Regions from separate parts of the Homo sapiens genome. Here region 1 is linked to region 2. A link is a loop called in an ENCODE intact Hi-C map of the cell type or tissue named here. Cell type or tissue: endothelial cell of umbilical vein. All regions are shown on one strand. Each heading gives the region's core, and the rest is flanking DNA. Links, peaks and the distances in the headings are about the cores only. Region 1 overlaps RRAS2 (RAS related 2). Region 2 has its middle 63 kb from the start of RRAS2.

Region 1 (8,339 bases), core at 103-8,102, 100 kb after region 2:
GTGTAGTTGAGTTTGATATGTGTGATAACTTTTTATTTAAAATAAAATTTAGGCATCATGTAAAATAGTTAACAGTGGCATACTTCCTGGCATAGAAATTCAATATACAAAATGCTAAAAATTACACAATAGCAGCAGCATTTTAAAAGCTATATAACAGTCTAGTTACTTGTTTTAAGCTGTCACTATTTCCGGTTTTGTGAAAAATAAATATAGCATTAGGTACATGCCCTGAGATTTTCAGATTTGCACATATTCTGTGGAAGCCTTCTTTACTACTATTTTTGGATTCCATGCTATGGGATAATAAGGTCACTTTTTAGCACCATTCAAGAATAAAAAACCAAGTTCTCTCAAAGGGGTTCTAGTACACGTCCATGTTTTGCTGAATGCTATTCTGTAATATTCTTAAAAAACATCTTAAATTCAAGGAAGGAGATGAGAGAAGCATAGTGAGATTCCAGACTTGATCCTCCTTCAAAATGCTATCAGTTGCTGCTCATTCCCCAGCCTCTACTGCATTCCACAATTGGACAGTATTTTATGTAATACTTAGAGTTTTTACAAATCAAGTAGAAGATACAATGGAAGAAGACACCCCTTTTAGAATAGCAAACAAAAAGACTACTTCTACACACTTAAAAAATGTGTGTTAAATTTTTTTTTACAGTCTTCCATACAAAATTTTAAAGCAAACATTAAATTTTTTTAAGACAAAGACTTAAACAGAAAAGCATACTATATTTCCAGATCTGAAAATTCAGATTCTTAACAGTGTCAATTCTAATTGTTAATCTACAAACTTAATGCCATTCTAAAATAAAAATATTGAAAGGAAGCCGGGCACGGTGGCTCACGCCTGTAATCCCAGCACTTTGGGAGGCCAAGGCGGGAGGATCACGAGGTCAGGAGATCGAGACCATTCTGGCTAACAAGGTGAAACCCCCTCTCTGCTAAAAATACAAAAAGCCAGGCGTCGTGGCAGGCGCCTGTAGTCCCAGGAGGCTGAGGCAGGAGAATGGCATGAACCCGGGAGGCAGAGCTTGCAGTGAGCCAAGATCGCGCCACTGCACTCCAGCGTGGGCGACAGAGCGAGACTCTGTCTCAAAAAAAAAAAAAAAAAAATACTAAAAGGATTAAAAGAAACTCCCAACAGTACTCTTGCTGAGGTAAGTGCTAGTGCAAGCTCATTTTGTGGTAAGACAAGGTGAATTCAAGTAACTTCTCCAATGACAAAGCTGGGAAGTGGTGAAGCAAGGCTTCACATCAGGGTAAGTTTGAGGGCTCAGATACGATGATAGCTAACATGCAGTAAGTGTTTATATTATTGTGCATTACCATTCCAGGTGAGGTACTATATATTTTCTCAATTAGAATAGCATCTTAATGTAAAACTTGTGAGGCTTTGCTAGGAAGAATCTAGAGATAATACAGGCTGTGCTTAGAGATTTATGAACCCTTTATAATCTCTCCCCTCAATCTCGCTTTTTTCCACATGCATAAACTAGTTATCCCAGCATCACTTTTTGAGTACTGTTCTATGCTTCCCCTATGATCTGCTCTTCTATTTATATATCGAATTTCATTCATGTGGATTTATTTTTAGGCCTTCTGTTTTGTTCCATTTGTCTTTTTTGCCTATTCTTGTGTCATTTCCATTCTAAATTTCGTAGAGGGTAGGATAAGTTTCCCTGCTGTGTTCATTCAAAAATTCATTCAGCACATATATTGGAGACAACTGCTATGTGCCAGGAACTTTTTAGGTGCTGGGAAAATGGCATTGAGCAAAACAAAAAAATTCTCATGACTCTTACACTTATAAACAATTTCTTGGCTATTTTCTTGCTTATAAATTTTAGGTTCAGCTTGTCAAATTCTATGAAAAACCCAGTAATGTTAAAACAAATTTAAATTGGGTCAGTTAAGGGAGCACTGATACCTTGACAATTCTATCCATGAAGAGAATGCTTTTACACTCATATACGTTTTCCTTTTTTTTTTTTTTTTTGGCCTCTGTTTAAAGCTTAATTATTTCTTTCCCTAAAGGTCTAGAATATATTTTTACTAGAGTTAGTCCTGCATATCATATATTTGCTGTTGCTGTTGTAAATGGTGTCTTTTATTTGACTTAAGCTTTCTAATAGCTTTATACAGAAGTGGTATTTTTTTTTGCTGTTTATTTTTTCGACAGGTTGAGGGGACTATGTAGACTTTTATATCCAAATACCTTGCTGAATTCTAATTCCAATAATTATTATGTATATTGTTTCCTGTGCAGATAATCATATCAAATATATTCTTAAAAATTTGTATACCACTTTATTTTCTTATTAAATTAACTAGGACCTCCAATGTAATGTTGAATAAATATGGTAATAGTAGACATACATACTTGTTCTTGATTTTAATGAGTTTCACTGTAAAAAGTGTTGTTTGCTATAGTTTTTTTTTTTTTAAGACAAATGTGACATTTTCTTATCCTTTTTCCATATCTCTTATAGTGTTTTTCTTTAGTCTGTTCATATGGTGAATTATATTTATAATTTTAAAAAAGTCTATATATTCTGTTCCTGAATTTCTGGGACATATTGGTCATAATGTATATTTTTATATACTGTTGGATTCTGGATTCTGTTTGTTAATATTTTGCATATGGACTCTTTTCATGTATGTTTATTAGTGAAATTGGCCTGTAATTTTCATTTTTTAATAATGTTCTTGTCTGGTTTTGGTATCCAGATTATACTGGCCTCATAAAATGACTTGGGGGGTGTATTTCCTCCTTTTCTATTCTCTGGAAGAATTTGTGTGATACTGGATTTACTTGTTTCCTGAAAGTTTGGTAGACCTTGCTTTTACAACTTTTAGACCTAGTTTGTGTGTGTGCCGGTGGGGGGAAGAGGGGGAAGTTTATTTTATTTTTTCTTCCTTTATTAGTCATAGTGCTGTTCAGGCTTTCTGATTATCCTTTTTTTTTTGAGACAGGGTCTCGCTCTGTCACCCAGGTCGGAGTGCAGTGGTGTGATCTCACTTTGCTGCACCATCCACCTCCCAGGCTCAAGCAATCCTCCTACCTTAGCCTTCCAAGCTGTTGGGACTATAGGCGCATGCCGCTATGCTTGGCCTAGTTTTTTTGTTGTTGTTTTGTTTTTGTAGAGATGAAGTCTCACTATGTTGCCCAGGTTGATCTCAAACTCCTGGGCTTAAGTGATCCTCTCATCTCAGCCTCCCAAAGTGTTGGCATTACAGGTGTGAGCCACTGTACCCAGCCTTCTAATTATTCTTGAATCAATTTTGAGTTTGTATTTTTCTAGGCGTATGTCCATTTTGTCTGTGCTTCATATTTATTGCATAAAGTTGTTCATAGTATTCTCTTTTAAATGTCTCCTCTAGCTGTAGTTATGTTCACTATAGTCTGTCCTTTAGTTCTCCTTAGCAGTGTTTGAAGAGATACGCTTTTTAGTCCATCTATTGAATTTTTACCATTAGGTTATATTTTTTATTTCCATAAGTTCTGTGTGTTTCCTCTTAAGATCTTAGTGGTCATTCTTTAACTTTTTATTTTTTAAATTCACATTTGTCTTGATTGGATTGATGGTCATTTTTTATAGCCTCTTGCTCACTTGTTTGTGATTTCATTTATTTTTAACATTTAATCCGGAATCTTGATGGGTATGGCTGATAAAATTTTAACAATGGTTGTTATGTACTTCCCTAATAAGTTCAAGATAAATTAGACTGTGACTACTTTAACACATAGATATAGATCTGGATTGCTGTATTTAGCCAATAACATACGTATTACAGAGGAATTACTTGTTGGATGATTAAGGTTTTCTTAGGTAAATAATTTGGAAAAAATGTTATTTGTGGGAAATATAGGAAGAAAGAAATTAAACATCAAGGAAGAGAAGCAGGAAATGTTGCTAGCTGTGTCTTCCTAGATGGAATGTGTTTGTATAGCATTTGATATTTCTTTGTGTTTTTTTTTTTGAGACAGAGTCTCCTCACATTGTCACCCAGGCTGGAGTGCAGTGACGCTGTCTCAGCTCACTGCAGTCTCAACCTCCTGCACTCAAGTGATCCTCGTAGTTTAGCCTCCCAAGTAGATGGGACTACAGGTGTGCACCACCATGCTGGGCTCATTTTTTTTTTTTTTGTATTTTTGGTAGAGATGGGGTTTCACCATGTTGCCCAGGCTGGTCTCAAATTCCTGAGTCCAAGTGACACACCTGCCCCTGCCTCCCAAAGTGCTAGGATTACAGGTGTGAGCCACTGTGCCCAGCATATTTGATATTTCCTGATAGCAGTTATCACCTATTTTGTTGGGTATATTTGTCTTGACAGTTAGATTGTGATCTCTTTTGGGGCAAACACTTTTATTGGTGGTGTTTTGTTTTTTATACAGTGTCTAGCATAGTAACTGTTAAATAGTATATAGTCAATAGATTTATTATAGCTAGGTAGATGGGATTTTAAAAGTACTAAACAAAGTTCAATTGTAGTTAATTATAATGAACTAATCATTGTCATATGATTACAGTACGAGGAATTATACCAGAAGCCACTAATAACTAGATCTGGATTAAATATACCTTTTAAATGCATTATTGGGTTCAAAAAAACCAAACACATTTTCAAATGTTGTCTTCACCTCACTCAAACAAGGGTGAGCTTAAATGGAAGCAGGGGAGCATTTAGTGATAAAAACACAGAACAGGCAAAATTTCAGAAATGGGTCAGACTTTCAATTAGAGACTGAATTTTCAGCCAGCAACAAGCCAGGGATAGTGGAAAGGGAGCTAAATCTGGTATTTCCTTTATTAAGAAGGATCCATCCAACCTGGCTAGAAGTGATCATAGGTAGGCTAAAGTGGTCTTAATAGGTAAACAGCTTCCCTGCTCTCCCCACTCCCACTTGCTCCTGGATGATCAAACACAAAACACAAGACATGGCAAAAATAATAACAAATGTAGCCCCCAACCCCCAACCCCTATACAAGAACTTCAGAAGTTTTGACAATTTTTGATCATTCTTTTAAGTGAGTATAAAGAATGAGGGACTTTCGTGCCATCCTTGTAGAGTTAGTTCCCTTCCCTGTCCCACCACCATTTCACCAAGGGAAATTTATTGAGAACACCTAAAATTTGCTGTTGACTAGTCATGTTAGGGGAAGGAGGAATGGTATAGACATAAGATTTTAAAATATTGACGTGCGTCGTGTGTTTACTTATTTGCAATCTTTTTTTTTTTTTTGAGATGGAGTCTTGGTCTGTTGTCTAGGGTGGAGTGCACTGGCCGATCTCGGCTCACTGCAACCTCTGCCTCCCAGGTTCAAGTGATTCTCCTGCCTCAGCCTCCCAAGTAGCTGGGATTACAGGCGCCTGCCACCACACCCAGCTAATTGTTGTATTTTTAGTAGAGACGGGGTTTACCATGTTGGCCAGGCTGGTCTCGAACTCCTGACCTCAGGAGATCAGCCCACCTCAGCCTCCCAAAGTGCTGGGATTATAGGCGTGAGCCACTATGCCCAGCCATTTGCAACCATTTTTTTAAATTGTTGTGTTAAGTTACTATAAAAATTAACATTTTTATAGTTTTCCCACATTTTACTGCATACTACTTTATATGACTTTATGATTGTTAGGTTCTTAAACAATGAATTTTGACTTAAGTTCTTTTATATTTTTATTTTTACCAATCCATCCTATTTAAAATAAATTAATAGTATGTTTAATATCTTTCAGAAAAGTTCTTTCCCTGTGCTTTAATTTTAACCAGTTTTAGCTAATGTTTTTGCACAACCTTTTCTAAAAGCAACAAATAATTGATTAAGGGGAATCTGGGCTAAGCTGAAGCTTAACTCTGAAAGCTGTGTTAATGAGTTTCCATAGGAAAAACTGTCTACTGCTTTTATTTTGTTTATAGATTGAAATTAGCTAAATGAAAGAATAAGTAAATGAGAGCTGCTTAAATTAAGACATCCATTAAAATTTTTTGTCTTGATTACTTTCCCGTCTCAGAGTCAATTGATCTGGCTTTTGGTACTGAGCACATGACTCTAGACAAGCATGCAGTCATTCTAGGCATACTGCTATTTGAAAAAACAGCTTTAAAAAGATGTTAGAACCTGGGAAAAAATATCTTGCTCTCTTGTGGTTTCACAGGATGCCAAAGGTTTAGTTGCTTGTATGTTTCACTCAATTGCTTTCTGTTCAATGAATAAAATCAGCACCGTGCATTAGAACTTTGCAGACTCACTGCAAAGGAAATAGCAGGAGGTAAAGTGACCTCAAATGAATGTGGCTTTTTTTGTGGGGTGCGGTGGGTGGGCAGTGCTACAACTTAATAAACAAATTGAGTTTTGCAGGAAGAAAACCTTTAACCCATCTTTATACTCTCTCATGGTGACATTTTTCTTCTGCTATCATTCCCATTCTTTAAACATTTTTACAATGATTAGTTCATTTTAAACATGTAACATAGCTACAGTTGAGTTGTTTAGTTGTTTTATAACGTATATGTTTTTCGAGTCCATCAGTAAACTGGAATTATAATCTTATTTTTGTTGTTTTGATCACACAACTTTTCTGCGCTCTGAAAAATACAACTGATACTTACTTCTCTTCACCAAAAGTCTTTTAGGTAGGTTTATCACCTTTTATCAGTTGAGTGAGTAAGATATTTTGAAAATATTTTACAGGGGAAGTAGCAGAAATTCTCCATCATGTATGGTAAACTTGCAGTTATCTGTGCTCTTAGAAGACAGAGGGAACCGGCCGGGCGCGGTGGCTCACGCCTGTAATCCCAGCACTTTGGGAGGCTGAGGCGGGTGGATCATGAGGTCAGGAGATCGAGACCATCCTGGCTAACAAGGTGAAACCCCGTCTCTACTAAAAATACAAAAAATTAGCCGGGCGCGGTGGCGGGCGCCTGTAGTCCCAGCTACTCGGGAGGCTGAGGCAGGAGAATGGCGTGAACCCGGGAAGTGGAGCTTGCACTGAGCCGAGATTGCGCCACTGCAGTCCGCAGTCCGGCCTGGGCGACAGAGCGAGACTCCGTCTCAAAAAAAAAAAAAAAAAAAAAAAAGACAGAGGGAACCTGAATAGTTAATATAATTTTTATTGTAGTACAGGTTTTACTCACATACCTTGGGAAAAGCTTCTTTTCCTGCTTGGCATTATTGCCAAATGTCAGGATTGACGGAGGTGTATGGGGAGATGGATTTGAGAAAATCTGGACATGTTACTCCATGAATCTAGAGAAAGCAGGGGCAATACATTTATTTTTGTTTTCTGAAGGTAGCTCTCATTGTAATGATGTAATTTGGGGCACAGAATTGAGCCAGACTGCTGGGAATCAATTTCTGCTCCATGCTTACTAGCCTCGTGACTGGGCAAGTTACTTAAAGTCTTTCCTCACCTGTATGATGGAGACGATAATAAGACCACCTACTTCATGGACTGTGAGGTTTCAATGAATTAATATGGTAAAGCACTTAGTGCCTGACACATAGTAAATGATAGCTGTATTGTTGCCAAGTCAGTAAGTGTGAGTCAAAGTATACAGATATGTTTCCCTGAAGGAATTTGAAGTTTAATACTTAAGTTTTGTAAAAGTCTGATTTATATTTACTTTTCAATAGTCCAAAGTGGGGACTGAAAGAATGTACAAAATGTCCGTGTTTGGGTTATCTTTCCTAAACACTCTGCCTTCCTCAGGAAACATTTCTTCTGTCTCAGCTGTTCCACTGCCCTGCTGAGCTGGAATGACTACAGCACTGGGAGACACAGGTAGTGCTGCACCTGGCTGGGCTCAGGAGCCTTCCTGTGAGAGAAGGGTTTTGCTTTTCTTATCAGGATGGTTAATTGAATAGGTGCCATCTCATCCCTGGGCACTCAAGGTTTTTTTTTTTGTTTGTTTGTTTGTTTTGAGACAGATTCTCTCTCTGTCACCCAGGCTGGAGTGCAGTGGCATGGTCTCAGCTCACTGCAACCTCTGCCTCTCAGGTTCAAGTGATTATCCTGCCTCAGCCTCCCAAGTAGCTAGTACTACAGGCATGCGCAACTACGCCCTGCTAATTTTTGTGCTTTTAGTAGGTAGAGATGGGGCTTTTCCATGTTGGCCAGACTGGTCTTGAACCCCTGACTTCAGGTGATCCACCCGCTTTGGCCTCCCAAAGTGCTGGGATTACAGATATGAGCCACCACGCCCGGCTGCACTCAAGTATTAAAAGAAGTGAACATCCATATAGGATTTATTAGGATAGTTACTCATTTGACAGGTATTTCTCTAGGGTTTACACATAGAAAAGCCTTCAGGATTTTGCGAAGACAGG
Region 2 (8,339 bases), core at 86-8,085:
TTCCAACCTTGTGTGAACACCAAGAATTATTCCACCTGTTTCTGTGAAGTGTGCTTTCTCCAGCCTCTAGTAGCTTCCTCATATGCATACAGTCTTTAGTACTCAGATGAAGACTTAATGGGAACCCTTTGCAGATCTCTAGAGTTCTCTCTATGCAAATTTCTCCCCCTGATACTCTGCCCTGTGAATTCTAGCCATCTTGGCCTCCCTGAATAATCAGCTGTCTCCTCAACTCAGAGAATCTTCCAGCTCTGCCTAGGTTACTCTTTTATGCACTACAGCCTGGAAACTGCAGACAGTAAGCTTGTGCAGTATTAGGACTCATTTTTTTCTCTCTCTCTCTTTCAAGGATCAGTGTCCTGCACTATCAGAAACAGTTATGTATAATTTTGTCTGCTTTATAATTGTTTTTTTTCTTCTTTTTCTTTTTCTTTTTTTTTTTTTTGAGACAGAGACTCACTCTGTCACCCAGGCTGGAGTGCAGTGGCGCTATCTTGCTCACCTCAACCTCTGCCTCCCGGGTTCAAGTGATTCCCCTGCCTCAGCCTCCCTAGTTGCTGGGATTACAGGCATGTGCCAACACGCCTGGCTAATTTTGTATTTTTAGTAGAGGGGGGTTTCTCCACGTTGGCCAGGCTGGTCTCAAACTCCTGACCTCAGGTGATCCACCTGCCTTGGCCTCCCAAGTGCTGGATTACAGGTGTGAGCCACTGCACCTGGCCTATTGCTTTATAATTGTTTTAGGCAGGAGGTTAAATCCAGTGCCTGTTATTCTTTCTTGGCTGGAAGAAAGTCTTCTAATAGCCTTCTAAATTTTCTCCAGGTATTCTTTCTCATTGTTCAAATTTGGTCCACATGCACTGGAGTGGACTGGGAACATTGAGATAAACAACTGTAAAATAGAATATAAAAGCACTTATAATCTCCAATAGTAATAACTCTGATAAATGTAAAAACTCCTATAATTCCTCATGCTGATAACTCTGATTAATGTTTTGTGTATTTTATATTTCCTTCCAGTCTTCTTTCTGTCTTTTGATTATGTATGGTTTTTACATCAGTCCTCTGCTTACTTGGCCTCTTTTTAGCCTTTGACACTAATGATTACTCCCTCATTCTTAAAATTTTGTACACTAGGCCGGGCACGGTGGCTCATGCCTCAAATCCCAGCACTTCGGGAGGGCGAGCTGGGCGGATCACCTGAGGTCAGGAGTTTGAGACCAGCCTGACCAACATGGAGAAACCCCATCTCTACTAAAAATACAAAATTACCCGTGTGTGGTGGTGCATGCCTGTAATCCCAGCTACTCAGGAGGCTGAGGCAGGAGAATTGCTTGAACCCAGGAGGCAGAGGTTGCCGTGAGCCAAGATCGTGCCATTGCACTCCAGCCTGGGCAACAAGAGTGAAACTCCATTTCAAGACAAAACAAAACAAAACAAAACATTGTGTACTATTAGCTTCTAGGAGATACCTCTCCTGATTTTATTTCAATCCTTTCAACCCCTAAGAATTCCCTCTCACAGTCTTCTTTACAAAAATTCCTCTTCCTCCATGTCCCCTTAAATATTGACTTCTTTCTTGCTTCTCTTCTCACTGGATATCTAAATTCTCCCTTAGTGATCTCATCTGTTACCCATGACTTCAGTTGTCTGCTTGTGACTCACAAATTGACATTTCTAAATCTCTCTCCCCAGTGCTCCAGACCTATATAGTCAATTGCTTGATGTATATTTCTACTTGGACATCTCACATTGTGTCTCAAACACAACTCATCTTCCTCCAAGAACCTAAACTGCATCATGGTTCCATCTCAGTGCATGGCACTATCATCTACCTTACTTCTCAAGCTAGAATCACAGAAACTATGCTCAACTCTTCCTTCTTTCTTCTTTTTAACCCCCACACATTTAATGAGGGCATCTAATTTTTTACTAGTTTATCTCCTAAATATCTCTTTTCTTTAAGCCTATATACTAGTTTCCCATACATTCCTGTTGTTCACATTTTTTTCTGTCAATTGAACTGTTGCAACAGCCACTTATTTGACCTCTGGATAAGTGCCGGATGCATTGTGGTCTTTGCAAAACATCAGTTAAATCATGTCACTCTCTTGTTTAAAGAGCTCCAATAGTTCCCCTTTACTTATAGGATAAAAGCCAAAACCTTTAGCTTAGTGTGAACAAGGCCCTTCACAGTCCACCTCTAAACTCTCTTTCAGCCTTGCTCCCGGCTGATCTCATGTGTATCATTCCCCAAATACAGCATCCCCTCTGCCTTTGTGCTGTTCTTTCTGCCTGGCAAGTCTTTCTGCATCTTCTCTGTTTGATAAATTCCTTCTCATCTTTCAATATATATCTTAAGTGTCCCCTTCTTCAGTGAGTTCCTCCCTGAACCCGTCAAGAAGTGCTTCCCCTCATTCCTCTCATGCTCTGCCAGTTCTTTCCTCCAGCCACTACTGCACTTGTTACAGTGCCCTGTAGTTATGCATTTACATCTATTCCTCCTGCTAGACTGTGTACTCTTTAAACAGTGGCCATCTTCTTCCTCTATGTACTTATCTCTCTAACAAGGGCTCAGTATCATAGCCATTCAATAAGTGTTTATATAATACTTGGTTTCCTAACCTGAGGTCCATGGATAGGCTTTGGAGGGCCCCTAGAACTCCATAATATTGCATATAAAATTATGTGTTTTGAGGGCATTTTCCTGGAAGATTCATTCTGGTCACCAGATTTTTCAGGGGGACCCTAGATTAACAAACAGTTAAGTACCCCTACCTTAGGAGAAAACTGTAGCCAAGGAGTTGGTTTGGGAAACCTAAATCATAGCCAGAGCCTAAACTTCACATTGGGCTTGATATGACCTTTTGCTGCTGCTGATGTCAGTCAGTCCTGTGAAGAGGAGAGAGAGCTGGAGGGAGGGGCATACAGCAACTCTCCACTGCAGGTGGGAACATTCAACATTCTCAACTCTCAAAGCCCACGACCGTTCTCCCCCTACTTCCCACCCCCAGCTTTCTCTTTCATGCTCATGAGCACACATCCTACATGAATGCAAATTTGAAACTCAAACACACACACATACACTTCTGCATGCACACAAATACACACACAAACACACAGCTAGACATGCACACATGCATTCATCCACACGCATACAGACAAACATGTGCAAACCGGCCACATACACATGGGCACTCTGGATAATACACAGCTTCACTCCTGCATGGTCCATGTGAAACACACACACACACACACACACACACATCCATGCATGTGAAACTCGTACGACCTCCCTCCTGCTGAGAACGAGTGCTGCCCCTGGCATCAGGCCCGTGGAGACAGCCGAGTGGAGCCATCTGTCAGGCTGAGGTTCCTGAGCGCCTCCCATCCTGCCTGAGCTCAGCTGGTCGGCATGCCGGGCATGCAGCCTTGCTATTCTCTCCGGCTGAATCATGCTGAGTGAGCTGGCCCAGCTAGGGTTTATCAAATCGGAACAGAATTTTGGCAAAACAGATGACTTGTGAGTTTGGCATTTGTGGACTTGGGAGGTGGAGACCTGTGGGGTGGGGGAGGAGGGGGGAAAGGAAAAAGGGAGAAAAATTGCTTCTGGATACACTGAGATATGCTGGAGAACTGAGTTCAAGAATGTGGCAGAGGAGCTTAGGTGCCAGATGTAAAGTCAAAAAAACCCTATTCAAGTTCCAGCTCTACCACTTAATAGCCACGTGACTTTGAACATGTTAATTTACCTCTTTGAGCCTCGGTTTCTTTTGTTTGTTTTTGTTTTTTTGAGACTGAGTCTCGCTCTGTTGCCCAGGCTGAAGTACAATGGCACAGTCTTGGCTCACTGCAACCTCCACCTCCTGAGTTCAAGCAATTCTCCCTGCCTCAGCCTCCCCAGTAGCTGCGATTACAGGCATGCACCACCACGCCTAGCTAATTTTTGTATTTTAGTAGAGACAGGGTTTCGCCATGTTGGTCAGGCTGGTCTTGAACTCCTGACCTCAGGTGATCCACCTGCCTCAGCTTCCCAAGGTGCTGGGATTACAGGTGTGAGCCACCACGCCCGGCCTGAACCTTCTTGGTTGCTTTTATAAAATTGATCTAATAAAATCACCTAACTCATATGATTGATAACAGATTTCTGTGAGACAGTACTTATCAATTAGTACAGTGCCCTGGCATGTAGTAAAGACTTAATAGACAGTAGTTATTACAGTCAGAGAACATGCAATTTCAAAGAGAACATATAGACCAACTAGCCCAACCTGGCTATCCCTTTTAACCCACCAACCCATCCCCGCTGGGCAACCAGGCTTGGTACCCTAACATGGTTCCCAGTCTTCACCTGAAAACCATATGCCCTCATCAACCTTGTGCTGCATTGGACACTTGTCTGGCTTCCTGGCTACTGTTCATCACACTCCCCTTTTGACCTGAGAACCAGCATTGCCCCTCCCATACCAGCCTTCCCCTCTTCTGCTTCTAGCTGCTCAGCTCATGCAGGTCCCACCACACCCATTACCTGGTTTGAAATGATAATAATAAAAACAATACCAATACATGGAATTTATTAAGCCCTTATTGTGTGCCAGAAATTTCCAAAGCAAGTCTAATTTAGTCTTCACAACTTTATAAGTAGACACTATTATTATCCCTATTTTACAACTGAAGAAACTGAGGTACCAAGAGATTAAGTAATTTGCCCAACATAAGAGATCAAGTGTAAAGACAGGCTATTATCTCATATATTCTAAGAGATAATAACTGACAATTAAACCATGTTACAATGCTGAGGTGCATTCTGATTTCAGAGATGTTTAAAATGTGGGGGAACGGGGGGGGAGGTGTGGAAAGTACATTATAGAACAATTAAAATGGGACCAGGATTTGACCTTGGGAAGTCAATCTGACTCAAGGGTCTGTACCACACTGTAATGCCCTCAATATCCCACTTATTGCACACCCTATGTAACAGACATTGTGCTAACTTCCTTTTTTTTTTTTTTTTTTTTTTGAGACAGAGCCTTACTCTGTTGCCCAGGCTGGAGTGGAGTGGCATGATCTTGGCTTACTGCAACCTCTTCCTCCTGGGTTCAAGCAATTCTCCTGCTTCAGCCTCCCAAGTAGCTGGGATTACAGGCATGCACCACCATGTCCAGCTAATTTTTGTATTTCAGTAGAGACGGGGTTTCACCATGTTGCCTAGGCTCCTGACCTTAAGTGATCCTCCTAACCGCAAGTGATCCTCCTGCCTCAGCCTCCCAAAGTGGTGGGATTATAGGCGTGAGCCACGAGGCCCCGCCACATTGTGCTAACTTCTTAATATGCATTACCTCATTCAGATCTTATTAACCATCCTTGTTCTACAGATGAGGGAACTAAGGCTCAGAAAAGTCATGATTTGTCCAAGGTAACATCGTGTCATGAAACTGGTGATAAATGCCCGGCCTGTCTGACTCTGGAGTCTGCTCTTAGCCATTATGCAACTCAGATACCTGCTCTCTGCCTAGGTGGTAGTTCCCACAGCTTCCTCCAGAGGATCCTTCAGGCTGGCCATGGGGCTGAGCCACAGCTGCTGTCCTGGTGACTTCCAACCCCAGACTTCATTTTCTCTCTATGTGGAGGAGAGGGAGTTTGTTGGGAGGAGGGGCACAGTCCTGGACTGAAAGGCAGAACACTGGGGTACTCGTGCTGTTCTGTCTGGGCACTGTGATCTCTCTCTCAGCAGGTGTCTCTTGTACTGGGTAACACGCAATCGGTAACATGGGAAGAATTGTCCTATTCTTGGTCCCCACCAAAATTAGTATACTCTTTCTGAGATTATATGTGAAAGACATCTGAATAAAGGGTTAGTACATTACTAGATTATGGGTCTAGCCCCTGACCAATGTTCCAGCCTTAATTCCCAAAATTTCCCACCAAACTTGGAAAATCTCCAAAGTATCCCTGCCTCTCTGCCTCTGTTCATGCCTTTCCACATTATCTGAAAGGCTTTTTCATCTTCACCTACCATAATTCTACTATCCAGAAGACCAAGTTCATAGACTTTCTCCTAAGAGGCGTTCATGGACAGCTGTCCTTGAAATGATCCATTTATTCTATCTAATCTTTGACTGTAAGCTCTCAAGAAAGGCATCACTCCTGGCCTTGCCATAATTATTAGTGTATAAGACATCTCCTGTATGGAGGACATGTTGGTTTTTGCCTGCCCAGCATCATCTCCCACTTTGGTAACAGCAACTTGATTTTCCTCTGGGGGACCACGTTCCCTCACTTTTAGTCGATATGATTTGGATGGGGTTAACCCCACCTCAAAATCCAGAGGCAGGCATGTGACTTAGGACTTTTAAATCAGAGTCACTGTGAAGGGTTCTGTGAAGGGCAGATGAACCATTGGGAATTACTTTTGCTGGAAAGATTGGAACAAGCAGCTCTAATTGCTGTGATTGGATGCAAACATGGAGCTGTGAAGTACTTTCACATGGAAAAAAAATCCTGAGAATGCAGCTACACAAGAGCAAGTTATAGAAAGAGATGTAATTTTGAGAATAATATTGTTGGAAATCCTTGGATCTTAGATTCAGTGATTCCTGAAGCTGGAGGTAATCTTAAGCCCGGCTTCCTGACACACTCACTGGTAAGTGGAGTTGGATAGCCATAACTGACTTAGACTAATTGGGATCTAAGAGGATCCACCTCTGGAATTAGAGATTGAGCCCAGCTTTCTCCTGATCACATGCCTGGGGCAAATTAATTCTGCCCCCTACCCACATTCTTTTTTTACTTCTTAAACTAGTTTGAGTTGGGTTTCTGTAATATATAATTGAAAGATACAAACGCATCCTCAATTTGTTTATAAACTTCCAGAGGACAGAAGCCTGATCTTTTTAACCATATAACTCCTTAGGGTGTAGCACAGTTCCTGATAAGACAGAGGGTGCTCAAGGTGTGATGTTTGATGGATGGATGCTCACTTCATTCAATCCCACTTTTCCTGAGCACCTACGATGAGCTAAGCTGAGCACGGGAACCACAAGGAATAACCGATCGAAGTGCTTGCCCTCAAGGAGTTCTGAGTTTAGTAAAAGGAGAAGGTATGAAAACAAACATATTATAAAATAACCTGGGCTATAATAGAAATCTGAACACATTTCTGTGGGATCCCAGAAGGTTGGAGATCTGGGGAGCTGGGAATGTGGGGAAGCTTCTTAGAGGAGAAGATAGATCTGAGTCGAGTTCTTAACAAAAAGAAGCTCCTAGGCAGAGAATGGCCGGGCGCGGTGGCTCACGCCTGTAATCCCAGCACTTTGGGAGGCCAAGGCAGGAGGATCATGAAGTCAGGAGATCAAGACCATCCTGGCTAACACAGTGAAACCCGTCTTTACTAAACATACAAAAAAAATTAGCCAGGCGTGGTGGCAGGCACCTGCAGTCCCAGCTACTCGGGAGGCTGAGGCAGGAAAATGGTGTGAACCTGGGAGGCAGAGCTTGCAGTGAGCCGAGATCGCACCATTGCACTCCAGCCTGGGTGACAGAGCGAGACTCCGTCTCAAAAAAAAAAAAAAAAAAGTTCCTAGGCAGAGAAAAACTGTCCCAGGGATGAGGTTCCAGGCGGAGATAGCAATATTATATAATTATATTAATATAATTAATAATATCTCTATCTCCTCTTCTTCCTGGGACTTCTTCACAATCTCCTTCCTGTTTTCCTCTGCCTCACATATGGATGGAATCACTACAGTGATTAAGAGCACAGGCTCTGAGTTCTGACAGATTTTCATTCTGCAACTTAACCACCCAAATGACCTTTAGCAGAATCACTTGTGTCTTACAAATAAGCACAGTAGTTGCATTTGCCTTGTAAGGTTGTTTAGAACATTTTTAAAAATTACCAGTATAAAGTGTGAGCCTCCACAAGCCAATTCTCAAGAAATGTTAGCTGCTATTATTTTTATTGTCAGTTAAGAACCTTTAAGGACCAGGGAACAGAAAACCTAACTCGAACTGGCTTAAACAGTAAGGAGATTCTTCACAGTACATAATGGGGAGTGTTGAAGTAGAGCAGGCCCCAGGCATGGAATAATCGGGGCTCTGACTCCATTTCTCTGTAGTGCTCCCAGCTCTGCCCTCTTCTTTGTATTGGCTCTGTCTACAGGCTAGCTTCCCTCATTGTCCAGAGACGGCTGTGTCACTGTGTCCTGAGCAACTGTGACAACATGCTTCCTTGTTCACATTCATCTAACAGAGAAAAAAATCTCCTCCCCAAACAGAAATATAAACCCTTCCTTTCAATATGCTTAGGCTAGTTTAGGGTATGTGCCTGCTTCTGGACC

The links. A loop is a pair of places that touch in the nucleus more often than their neighbours do. Peaks named below come from ENCODE experiments on the same cell type or tissue, not always from the same donor. Only the 100,000 strongest peaks of a DNase experiment are listed, where the experiment ranks them.
Region 1: it touches region 2 in a loop (6-fold over the local background); 3 of 110 quality-filtered maps call a loop at or near these places.

What each region holds. Positions count from the first base shown.
Region 1 is chr11:14,318,097-14,326,435 of GRCh38, reverse strand. The region is part of intron 1 of RRAS2 (RAS related 2); the gene reads left to right. Among named protein-coding and RNA genes, the nearest start is that of RRAS2, 37 kb to the left of the region's middle. RefSeq lists an enhancer at 3,047-3,126. In endothelial cell of umbilical vein, for the core only: no CTCF peak of the experiment used is centred there; DNase peaks (open chromatin) are centred at 2,915, 3,735 and 7,625; H3K27ac peaks cover 2,802 bases.
Region 2 is chr11:14,417,619-14,425,957 of GRCh38, reverse strand. No RefSeq gene overlaps it. Among named protein-coding and RNA genes, the nearest start is that of RRAS2, 63 kb to the right of the region's middle. RefSeq lists enhancers at 3,261-3,555, 3,142-3,794. In endothelial cell of umbilical vein, for the core only: a CTCF peak has its summit at 6,935; a DNase peak (open chromatin) is centred at 3,457; H3K27ac peaks cover 3,580 bases.